2 separate regions of the Homo sapiens genome follow, and region 2 is linked to region 1. Evidence: chromatin contacts called from ENCODE POLR2A ChIA-PET data. All regions are on one chromosome and are shown on one strand. The core of a region is the stretch at or near the end of the contact, and the rest is flanking DNA. Distances in the headings are between cores, read along the strand shown.

Evidence for each region. ChIA-PET counts read pairs that join two places held with the same protein, here RNA polymerase II (POLR2A).
Region 2: POLR2A ChIA-PET joins it to region 1 with 10 read pairs in WTC11. The contact joins the promoter of EPC2 here to the enhancer-like site in region 1. POLR2A ChIA-PET finds 5 or more read pairs at or near these places in 2 of 52 experiments (PC-3 and WTC11).

What each region holds. Positions count from the first base shown.
Region 1 is chr2:65,044,307-65,050,649 of GRCh38, forward strand. All of the region lies in intron 2 of LINC02576 (long intergenic non-protein coding RNA 2576), which reads left to right. Among named protein-coding and RNA genes, the nearest start is that of CEP68, 8.9 kb to the right of the region's middle. RefSeq lists a silencer at 6,163-6,335. Within about 2 kb of position 2,844, at least 2 of the 41 ENCODE cell types and tissues checked have a DNase peak (open chromatin) inside an H3K27ac peak, as active enhancers do.
Region 2 is chr2:148,642,406-148,648,748 of GRCh38, forward strand. EPC2 (enhancer of polycomb 2) reads left to right here and starts at 2,346. Exons shown (of 14, transcript NM_015630.4): 1 at 2,346-2,765. The coding sequence starts at 2,613. RefSeq lists silencers at 2,000-2,579, 3,340-3,429 and enhancers at 2,419-2,923, 3,520-3,669.

The DNA.
Region 1 (6,343 bases), core at 1,594-4,093:
GAGTGTAACTCGCGAATGGAGTAATGGCAACAGCACACCTGGACAGGGAAGGGCAAGGAGTTCTTATTCCTGAGGCAGGTAGCCCCTACTGCTGTGTTGTTTCCCTATTGGCTAGGGTTGGACCGCACAGTCTAAGCTAATTCCAACTGGCTATTTTAAAGAGAGCAAAGGTATGAGCCAGAGTGGCAGGGTGAGTAGTGTGGCAGGAAGGACGGTTAGGAACAGGTAACTAAAGGTGACTTAGGTCACAGCAGGTGACCAGGATGAGTCAGGATGGAGCAGGTGACCAGGGGAACAGATGTGAACTACTGATTAGGACTCGCGAGAAAGTTGTTTACTGAAACTAGAAGCAAAGGGGTGAAGAGAACCAGGAAGTTAAACTTTAAAATGGAGAATCAAAGAATAAGAGAACTGAACATACTGACATACTGATTCTTTGAAGAGAAACTTGGGGTCTACTATATTTAACAATCCCCCTTCTTGAATTTTTATAGTTCTTTCTCTTCAAACTTCCTTAACATGTCTTGGCTTAGCTGTTCTGTTTGATTCTCTAAAAGAAAAAGCTTCTCTGAATAAGGTGGAGGAGAATTAAGGGAGGTTTTAGTAAGTGCTGCCTGTATGAGTTTGTACACCAGCCCACAGATGCATGGTATGACACAACACCCAACAAGAATGAGTACACCTACTACGGCTGCGAGAGAAGTAAGAATCGAGGCTATGATTCCTTTCCATTTACCAAACCATTTTTCTAGCCACCTTGTAAAGGGATCATTTACCCCTGGGTTTTTGGCTAACTCACTAGACAGAGCGGTTAGACCTTGCAATGCCTTTGTTATACGTCCATCAGGGGCGGTGGTGTTTGGGATGAAGGTACAACCTTGAGTTTTAATCATGACGCAAACTCCTCTTTCTGCTAATACCGTGTCTAAGGCTCTTCTATTTTCCCAAGCCATCTGGCTAGTAGCCCCTAATCGCTCACCTATTCCTTTAACAGCATCTCTAATGTAGTTAATAAACCGCTGTTGGTTGTAATAAATGTAATTTACCTAATCTATGTTCTTATTAATTGTCACCCATCAAAATATTGACTTAAATTCTGCAGCTATTTGATCTCGGGCTTTAAATTCATCTGGTACTCCTCGTGGAGGTCTAATAGCATTTATATAAACATGGGAGTCAAAGGACCCATGTGAGGCACTTCTTTTTTTTACGCTTTTCTCTTTTTTTTTTTCTTCGTGTTGACGGAATGCTAGGGTAAAAGGGATGGCCAGTTGGACTAGGGCACAAGTGCTGCTCTAATTACTTGGCAGAGCAGAGTACCCAGCAATAGTTCCTTGCAATACCACCACACATCTGCTTGGAGATGAACAAGGGCAGACTGATTGGTAAGCTCTTGAAAAGGCTTGGTTTCACTGCACCCTGTTAAGTCTTCAAGGAATGCTAACTCCCCCCCCACCCCCCGCAGAGAAAGGCACGAGGTGAAGTTAACATCAGGGGCTGGTGGCAGCATGGCCCTCGGGGGCTGACCCACAGGGCTCTTAACCTCAGTGAACCGCAGAGAAAGAGTCTTGCATGACTCATCGCCCCAGGCTGTGGGGTTGTGGAAGAGAGCTACCATACAGCTCATGCCCAGTCCATGAGAGGACCACCCAACTGGAAAGCGGACAAGCTGGGTCTCTGGCCTGCCTGTCGCATAAGAGTTAACAGTCGCTTTTGTTAAGCGTGCGAACAGAATATTTAATCCATTCCAGCCAAGCATTTGCGTCCTGATACTCTGTTTCAGTTGCTACAGTTTGTTTTAAATCTTTAACCTCTACAACTACTTTGGTTTCATCATTGGGTAGATAACAAGAGGTTTGGTTAGCAGAGAAGTTAGGAGAGGGAGAAGGGGGTGCAGGAGGTGACAAGGCAATGAAGTGCATTTCAAAGGATCCTGAGACTTCTGCTCCTATGCCATAGAAGAACTCTGGGGAGCAGGGATGGTCATCTGTCCTCAGTTACATTGGTCTAGCTGACAATGGGGAGGGGTAACTCCTTTAGTAAAATGAATATATGGTTTTAAGAAACTGCAAGTACTAGTTGGGGCAGCCGATCCTTGCTCTTTAATATTTTATAGAGCATTGGACCAACTTTGGCAGAGAAGCTCTGCTCTAGGAGGACAAGATTTCCAGTTTATACTGGAATCTTCGTCAAACTCTTCTCAAACTAATTTATCCCAGTTAACAGATTTTTAGTCTGCAGAGCGCTAGGAAGGATAAAGATACTTTCCTGAAGTGGAGAGTTGCCTCTGACTTGGCAAGTCTCCATAGGGTATAACAAGGCAAGCATCAAATGTAATAGTTTGAGGCAAAATTGACTTGGTTACATTAATAACTAGGTGGTCAGCAATAGAGCGAGGAAAGAAGTCATAATCAAATGGATGAAAGAGAGTTAAATTTTTCTTAGCTTTAGTTTGGTAGGGTTTTCCCCTGGGACCGTGGCCCATGACTCTGGAGGGGGTGGCACTTTCCTGACTCGGGTGTGATGGGTCAATCCTTTTTCTGCTGTCCAGACTGCAGTTTCAGTAGTTAGGATCACTAGGTAAGGTCCTTCCCAGGCCGGTTCGAGCTTTTACTTCTCTCCAACTCGAGAGCTACTTCTTTGCAGCACCAGGGAACAAGCGTTTCTAACACTGCCCCCTTATAAAAGCCTCAAAATGCCTGTACAAGTCCATGACTTAGGGGTCTTAGGGGCTCCTTTGTGGAAGTTTCTCTGTTTGTTACCACCCCGCAGGCAAATAAACAGATTGGACGGAGCTTGGCCCCAAGGGCATCCAAGCTATTGGCCAATCCAGACCTTCTGACGTAGCCTAGAGTGAAAATCCAGACCAACAAGAACACCCTCTATTAAACAGTGACCAGCCAAACCATCAGATCATCTCTCTTGGGGCTTTAAAGAGACACAGACAGAGGGGGTTGTTATTGGCAGGAGGGTAAAAACGGAGACAGGAAGAGTCAGTAGTTGAGCTACCCTAATGAGTCTCCAGGCAAGTAAACTAGGTCATCAGGAACTCTGCTGATCTGATTCTCTCCTAAGCAGGGGAGCTTTCTGGGCAGTTGGGAGTAGAGGAGTAGAACAAAGTATAGCAGATGTTTCTCTTCTTTTCACTTTCTCCCCCCTCTTTTCCTTTTTCTTTTCTTACCAACCGCCCCCCCCCACCTTTTTTTTTCTTTTCTTTTTTTTTTTTCATCTACTCAGTGTCTGAATACCTCCCTATTTGAGAGACAGGGCCACAATTCCCACTGTGGAAGCTGAGAGGGTCAGGTACTTTCTGGCCTCACACCTTGGAAGCTGGAGCTTGGGCACATGATCCTGCTAGTGAACCAGAGACTCAGAATCAATTGAGAAATAACTTACTGCTGCAGCATCAAATGTTAGCATGACAGCACGTAGTATGCAGTGGCCATGGTGCCAACAGCAGTGTGTTCACCTGTCAGCACATAAAACTGCAAATCTACAGAAAAGTTGAAAGATTACAATGGATATAACCTTTACCTAGTGAATTAGTTATCTATTGCTGCAAAACAAATTACTCTAAAACATAGCTTCATGGGAAAAAACATTTATCATGCCAGTTGCCATGGGTCAGGAGTGCAGGCACTGCTTACCTGACTCTTCTGGCTTGGGGTCTGTCACAAGCTACAAATCAAAGTGTCAAGTGGGCTGCAGTCTCACATGAAGGCTTCACTGGGGAAGGATCTGCTTCCAAGCTCATTCATATGGTTGTCAGCAGGATTCAGTTCCTCATAGGCTATTGGACTGAGGGTCTCAGTTCTTCACTGGCTGTTTTCTGGAGGCCTCCCTCAGTTCCTCACATGTGAGCCTCTTCCCCATGGGGCAGCTCACAACATGGCAGCCCATCTCCATCTGAGCAATTGAAGGAGAGAGAATTCAATTATGGAAGGAACCTCCCACATGCTGTTTGCTAGAAGCCAGTCTCTAAACCCAGCCCTTACTCAAGGGAAAAGGATTACACAAGGTGTGAATTCCAGGAGGGAAGGTCAGAATTCACTGAGTGCCAACTTAGAGTCTGCCAACTACAGATTCATCAATTACTAACATTTTATCACATTTGCACGTGCTCCCCCTTAGATAGATAGCTACAAATACAGATATACAGTTTTGTTTGTTAAACAACCAAAATTAAGTTAAAGATTGATATGGTTTGGCTGTGTCCCCACCGAAATCTCATCTTGAATTCCCACAAGTTGTGGGAAGAACCTGTGGGAGGTAATTGAATCATGGGGGCAGGTTTTTCCCATGCTGTTCTTGTGGTAGTGAATACGTCTCACAAGATCTGACGGTTTTAAAGAGGGGAGTTTCCCTGCACAAGTTCTCTCCTCTTGTCTGCTGCCATGTGAGACGTGCCTTTCACCTTCCACCATGATTGTGAGGCCTCCCCAGCCACGTGGAACTGTAAGTCCATTAAACTTCTTTCTTTTGTAAATTACCCAGTCTCAGGTATGTCTTTATCAGCAGTGTGAAAACAGACTAATACAAAGATATTATAACATTTCACCTCTAATTACTGCAGCATGTATCTCCTAAGAATAAAAATATTTTTCCACATAACCACAATGCCATCACCGCCCCTCAAATTTAACAATTGTGCTATAATATCATCTAATATCAGCCCAAATTCAACTCTCTCCAGTTATCCCCCAAATACCTTTTATAGCTCTTTTTTTTCCTGCTCCACTATCCACTCAAGTTTCCTGTATTGTTTTTGGTTATTATCTATTTAGTCTCTTTTAATCTAGAACCATTCCTTCCAATACCATTTATTACTGGGTATTTTTTTCCATACTGTTGACATTTTTGAAGAGTTCAGGCCAATTGTTTTGTACAACTGTTGCCCACACAACAGGTGGGCTAGGTCACTTGGTAAGTAACAACCAATGGCCACAACCAAGGAGGATTTAACAAGAGGATTTTATTACTTACAACTAGTAAAAAGAACACTGGGTATAGATAGCTCCCAAAGCAATGCCTCCCTGAGCTCCAGGCTGTGTCAGGTTTTATAAGCATAGGGTAATGAGGCATGATCTGACTGGATCTTGCAATGAGGTAATGCCAAGAGGCATGATCTCACTGGATCCTGCTAATGAGTGATGCCAGAGCTCAATCTGATTGCATCGTAGATCCAGCCATGCAGTGTCAACTTCCTAATTCAGTCCCTGCTCCTCTGAGCACTTAGGTTCCCCCCTGTGGCTACACACTTGGTTCACCTGGGCCTGCTCAGGTTACATGACCTGAAGCTCCATTAGCAACTGAAAAACAACTCATAACTTTTGTTACATAAAAGTTGAACCAAACTGGTCTGGTGCAGCTACATAATATCCCATATTCTGGAGATGATTACTTCCTAATGGTGTTCATCTTATACCAGTATCTACTGTATTTCCTGTAAGCAGGAAGTTAGGTTAAATATTTTTGGAAAGAATTCTACTTAGGAGGCACATGTCTGGTAGTCCCATTATTGGTGATGTTTGATCACTTGGTTATGGTGGTAATTGTTTGATCTTTCCATTATAAATGCATAATTTCCCTTTTGTAATTAGTAAATAATCAGTGGGGCAATACTTGGGAGTCTGTGTGAATACCTTGTTCCCAGAAACTTTTTTCCCAATAGTTTTAGCATTCATTAGTAATCCTTATCTTGGTTAATTGGTTAATTATTACATTTGAGTTTCCAAAAGGGTAATTGTCTAATCTAACATTCCTCTTACAGTTATCACTCTGTAAAGATGAGCTTTTCTTTTTCTCTCTTTGTTTTCTTATGTTTTGTTTGAGATTGACTATGGACCATGATTTTCAAAAAATTATTATATTATAATCAATTATAATTATAGATTACAAATATTTATTTTACATTAACATTTAATACATTTATTATATATTTATATATTATGTTAAACATATTTATTATATAGTACTATATATTAATATACTTGTTAATATATTTAATATATAAACATATTTTAAATATAATCATATATTAAGCATATATACTTAACTATATACCTAATTATGTTGAAGTTAATTATACATTTAAGTATATAATTATCTCAAATATACTTAAATACAATTATACTTAAAATGTAATTAAATCGTAATTAACATTATTTTTTATTTGCAGATTGTCCCAAATTTGGCCAATGAAAAAGTCCTTCAAGGCCAGGTGTGGTAGCTCATGCCTATAATCCCAGCATTTTGGGAGGCTGAGGCAGATGGATCACCAGAGGTCAAGAGTTTGAGACCAGCCTGGCCAACATGGTGAAACCCTGTCTCTACTGGAAAAAAA
Region 2 (6,343 bases), core at 1,096-3,595, about 84 Mb after region 1:
GATACAGTGATTGACAGACAGATGTTGTTCCTGCCCTCCTTGGTCTACTGCAACTTTAGGCTCTGGCTTATGCGCTCCCTTGGCCGTTGGTTGGAAGGTCTTAGTAACTAATTTTGAATTAGCAGCTTTAGAATGCTGACTGGTCAATAAGCTGAAGAGCTTGGATAGCAGGGTAGCACCACTGAGAAAACCAGAGTTTTGGAGTCAGGTCAGACCTGAATTTGAGCCCAGTTCTGCAAGTTGTTGGAATTGAAATTTGGCAAATTATCTGATGCTCAGTTTTCTTATTGGTAAAATTATATTTTTTCATAAAATTATAATAAGAATTAAGTGGAATTCAACTAGTTGAGATAATATATATAACATGTTACTACAATGGATGGTATATTACACATACTTGATATTTCCTTTTCTGAGAGAAACAGTAAAACTAAACATAGGGACTAGAAGAAAGCTATCCTTTCTGAACCTGAGGAGGGCTGGGCATCCAGATGAAAGCTCTGGATGACTCATTTCTTCAACTATTGCTTTTTTCTTCCCTTTCAGGCTTGAACCCAGTGCTGACCCCCTCCCAAGAACTTCTTGTTCTTGCTTCCAGAGGATTGGAACTGTTCCAGGGGTAGCACTTAGAGAGCAGGACATGCCCATAAGCTTGAGGAAGGTACTGCTTACAAGAAATGAGTCACAGCAACTCCATTGCTTCCAACAACAAAGTGGATGAAAAACACTCAAGCCCCACTAAACAATACTCGGAGTTTTGCTGCGACAGACTGGTTAGACTATTTGGACACTACCATGAAGACTATATCCACCATTCTGCCTTCAAAGGAGGAGACTGCAGAGAGAAAAGGGGAAGAGGAACAGGAGGAAAAAGGGGGAGGGGAGGAAGTGGAGGAGGGGAAGAAGGACGTAATAGAGGAAGAGATATAGTTTTATTGTCACATAGAAATGACAGTAGGAATCAATTTTTTCACTGTTGGTCTTTAGGAAATCATCTGACTTTCTCTGAGTTAGAGTATGATCGATTATTAGAAAATGGTAAAATGTGTTAAAAACTCTCTTTGTACGGTTTTGTGAGAAATGTGTAATGCTTAAAGACTAACCAAGAGCCTCTTGGCTAAACCAGGTTGATGTCAACAATAGCTAGTACTTATTTGAGTCACCTTGATTTTCCCTCCTCTTGAGAACTTTCTCTAACCAGTTTAGGCTGCAGTCATGCCTCCTTTCCTTTCTCTGAACTCTCACAATTATTGCCTAGATCTCGTTTGGTAATTAATCATGTGCTACTTACTGCCTGTGTCATCTCTTGTATTGTTTTCTTAAAATATTTACACTTTTTTTTCGGTTGTCACTTATCTTTCCAGCTGTCATTTTCTTCAACTATTTACGTCTCTGTTACTCATCTTTCCAGCCATCCTGGCATCCCATTAAGGTGAAAGCTCTCTGAGGCAGGAACCTTTTCTCAGATTTCTTCGAGTCTTCCACAGCACCCCACATTTGACACACATCTGCTACTTCGCAAATGTGTGCTGCCTTGGCTAAATTTTTAGAAGCTGAACTTTTAGGAAAGCTACTATTTTTGAACTCAGAAAAATACCTACCATCCACTAAACAGCTGTACCGAAGTTTGGGTGACAGGGAACCTAAGTTCACTTGTTGCATCTGGCAGCCTCAAACCATGAACCCTCACTGCAAAGCGAGGATGAACGCGCTGCTGCACCTTGGAGAGCTCTTTCGGACAGGTACGGAGGGGAGGGCGTAGAAGAGGGCTGGCACCAGCAGCGCGGTCCAGTCCTCCGAACGGACTGATGGGACTGATGGGAGAGACCTCTTGCACCTCTCGGGGATGTGCGCCTCGGAGGATGCGAATTAGCTTGCGCACAGGGCGCCTTGGGGATAGCGCTGTCCAAGTACAGGCTTGGGTGATGGCTGGTGGGGTCCGGGTCGACATTTTCCCTTCCCGCTCCCGGACTTCTGCACACACGCGCTGCTCGGCGCAGCCGTCTTTGCCCGGCGCCTTCCTCCGGGACACCCAGCGAGAGGGGTGACCGGGCGGCGGCGGGAGAGGCGCACGCTCCCGGGCGCGGGCGAACTTGCGCACCTGGCACCTGCCACACAGCGAAAGCACCGGCCAGCGAGCGGAGGGGCGCCGCCCCCGCCCCCTCTCCCCGGAGCGGACCGAGACCGAGCACGCTCCCGCGGGCCGGCAGCGCCGCGGAGAGAGTGGGTGGGCAGGCGAGGGAGGGGAAGGGAGAGGAAGGAGGGAGGGAGGGAGAGGGCGAGGCGCGTTCCCGCGACGGGGGCGCGCTCTCGCGCGGGCTGCCGGGATCGCTCGCCGCCGCTGTGGTAATGTCCGCCATGTTGGCCATGGCGCAGGGAGCGGATCGGGCGGGCGAGCGGCGGATCTAGTGTGTGGAGGCGGCCGCGGGCGCGGGGGGCTGTTTTCGGGCGGGGTGGGCGCCCATGCTGTGGCCGGGGGCAGTGAGGAGGAGGAGGAGCGGGCCGGCCGCGCTGCACTGAGGAAGGAGGTGGAGGAGGCGGCGGGAGTCCTCCCCCCCTCCCCGCCCGCCCCGCCGCCGCCGCCCGGGCTGTTCCTGTAAGGCGGGGAGACAATGAGTAAACTCTCCTTCCGAGCGCGGGCGCTGGACGCCGCCAAGCCGCTGCCTATCTACCGCGGCAAGGACATGCCTGATCTCAACGACTGCGTCTCCATCAACCGGGCCGTGCCCCAGATGCCCACCGGGATGGAGAAGGAGGAGGAATCGGTAGGGACTCGAGTGTTTATTACCCCCCCTTCCCTCCTCCCCCCTCCCCTTTGTCAGTCGGGCCTCGCCATTCACAGAGCGCTTTACGCTCGCTGGAGGGCGCCGCTGCCGCTCTAACGCACGGGACTCTACGCCGGCGGAGTAGCGTAAACCCTCTCGGCCGGCGTAGCGCCCGCCCGCGGCCGCCATGTTGTTGCGTCCCAGTGTTGTGATTAGCTCGCAGCGCTGCTTACGCTGCCGTAAGGGGGCCTTGCCGTAAGCGGCGGCCGGGAATGGCGCAGGGGATGCGCTGGCCGCTCTTGGCGTACGGTCTCTGTTTACCTTTCCACCTCCCTCTCTCAGGCGCGGGGCTAATTAATGGCGTGGTATTATTTGGCTAGGCAAGATTATTATTTTTTCCACTTTTAACTTTGGCTTTGTATTGAGTTCTCTTTGAAATGACTGTGGAAGGGTGCTTTCAAAACAAACATCTTCCTCCCAGCAATGTAATCATCCTGGCTCCCCCGCCCGCGAAGGTGCAGCGGGATGAGGCGGTGCAGCACTGCGGCGGGGGAGGGCGGGGGCCACGACTACCGAGCGGGTCGTAGCGTCCGAGGGCCGCCCGCCGGCCAGTTCTGCCGACCCGAGCCGGGCGCGGGGCGGACGGGCTCTGCCTGCTCCGCCTGGACGGCCGTGCTCCGTGCGCAACGTTAGAGAGGAGCCGGGGATGCCCGGAAGCGAGCCGCCGGCGTTGCGTTGTCCTCGAGAATTGTCATTGCGAGGTGGTCCTTAGAAGTTGAGGACCTAGTGCATCTAAATTGGCAGTTGTAATTTTGATAATACAGCACCTTTTGGGAAAATTGCTGCTTTTCCTCCGATGGGTTAAATTTTGCAGACGGTTGGATTTCATCTGGCTTGACAGAGAGTGTTTATGACTCGAGTGGTGTTACTTGCGTGCGAAGTTCATAGTAACTGCACCCTCAAGAATTTCTTCAATGAACCTACAGTCCCGCCTTATTGTCAACCTCGGGTGTGTGTGGATTGGTTCTCTTGCTTCAGTGACTGTCAAAAGGAAGCTCGAGGTTTCAGTGATTGGTTTTCTCTTTTGACTATTAATATTGCAGGAAATGCTTTTATGCCTTCGATTGGCTGGTTGAGTTCTGACCTCATTATGTTACCCTGTTAATACTACTTTGCTCTTATTTAATCACATTTCTCTTTGATGTATAGTTACTTGAAAGTCTTACATTTTCAGTAGAAAATGCATATGGCCGTAGCATCGGGATGAACTTAACTGTGTGTGTACACACACAAATATGTAATAGATATATATACACGCACATACACATATATATTTGTGTGTGCATATATATAAATATGTTTATAATCAAAACCCAGCATTTATCCCTAAGGTTTAGAGCTGTGAGAACTTTTTTTTTTGTATGTGAGAACTTTTTTTTTTAATTTGTTTCTAACGACTCAGTTTTCCATGGGAAGGAAAATTAAAATAAAATCATATTATATACAATAGTTAATTACATTGAACCCTAATAAGCACAACTTTGGATATTTTTGCTATTTTGTGGGTCTTGATCCAAAGAAAGATGGCCTTAAAAGTACCAGTATTGTGTGTAATTACTTTGATCCTATTATTTTAGAACTTGAGTCAAATCTGTTCTAGGCCGGGCACGGTGGGTCACGCCTGTAATCCCAGCACTTTGGAAGGCCGAGGTGGGCGGATCATGAGGTCAGGAGTTCGAGACCAGCCTGGCCAGTATGGTGAAACTCCGTCTCCACTAAAAATACAAAAATTAGCCGGGCCTGGTGGTGCGCGCCTGTAATACCAGCTACTCGGGAGGCTGAGGCAGAAGAATTGCTTGAACCCGGGAGAAAGAGGTTGCAGTGAGCAGAGATCGTGCCACTGCACTCCAGCCTGGGGGACAGAGCGAGACTCCGTCCCCCCCAACAACAAAAAAAAGGAAATCTGTTCTAGAGTGAACAGTTAACTCCTGGAAGGTATATTACTTTTTGCAATCACCAACATACGTGGTCCTTAGTATGCCACATATGTTTTGGTATTTTAATTTAGTAAGATAACTTAGAGTAATTTTTTCATGCTTCATTAAAAATAAAAGTGCTTAACTCGTGTTGCAATTTTTTGTTTATTTGTTTTTTGAGATGGAGTTTAGCTCTTGTCGCCCAGGCTTGATTGCAATGGCGCGATCTCGGCTCACTGCAACCTCCGCCTACCAGGTTCAGGTGATTTTCCTGCCTCAGCCTCCCGAGCAGCTGAGATTATAGGCGCCCACTACCTCGCCCAGCTAATTTTTGTATTTTTAGTAGAGTCGGGGTTTCACCATATTGGCCAGGCTGGTCTCAGACTCCTGACCTCAGGTGATCACCCGCCTCGGCCTCCCAAATTTCTGGGATTACAGGTGTGAGCCACTGCGCCTGGCCGCGCCTTGCAGACTTTTTTTTTTTTTTTTTTTTTTTTTTTAATTTATTACCGAGTCTAGCTCTGTCGCCAGGCTGGAGTGCAGTGGCGCGATCTCAGCTCACTGCAACCTTCGCCTCCCGGGTTCAAGTGATTCTCCTGCCTCAGCCTCTCAAGTAGTTGGGACTACAGGCACGTGCCACTATGCCCAGCTAATTTTTGTATTTTTAGTAGAGACGAGGTTTCACCGTGTTGGCCAAAATGATTTCGATCTCTTGACTCTTGCTCCACCTGCCTCGGCCTCCCGAAGTGCTGGGATTGCAGGCGTGAGCCACCGTGCCCTGCCGCGCCTTGCAATTTTTTTATTAGCTCTTTTAGAAAGAATTATTTTCAAACTAGAGCATGAGTGCTAAACTTGGATACTTTTCAGTAGCCTACTTCAATTGCCCAATTTTAAGGAAGAAGAAATCCAAATTCTGATAAAACTAGAGTTGAAACCCAGAACCTCTGATTCTTTGTCCTGTCCTTTCTGCCTCTTTAATACATGCTAAAAGTGGAGATTCTTAAAATCAAAATTAAGCAAACCGTAACAGTTAAGATTTATAGTCTGAAATCTTTTGCTTCCCAGAGTGTCCAATTGGAGTATTAGTTTTTCTTTTTCTTTCTTTTTTAAATATGTATGTCAGAAGACTTGTGTTTTCATGAGTGACAGCAAATTCATTTCTCTGGTCTTACAGGACTTCTGTTATTAAACAGAATTATGTATTTATAAAAATGGTTCTGCCTTGATAAATATTTCTAAGCAGCAGTAAAATGTCATACATTTCACAAATGTTTTGTGTTTCACTTGAATTGCATTTTAAGTAACTTTCAATATCTAGATGTCCTTAACTCCTTATTTTTATAAGATTTTTTTCTTTTAAATCAGTAGGCTTGTAACAAACAAACCAACCTTGGCTTACGGATTCACAATTGTTGCTGGGTGTCTCTGAACTGTGCTGTCCTGCTTGGTTGGCAAAATCTTTTGAAGCCTTCATGGATGGCTTTTTCCCATTCCCCCTCTATCCCCACCCACCCTTAAAATTAAGGCCTGTCTCTTCTGTGTAGCTATTGGACTATCATTAGACTTCGTTTATATAAACAAAGTCATTATTCAAGTTCGAGT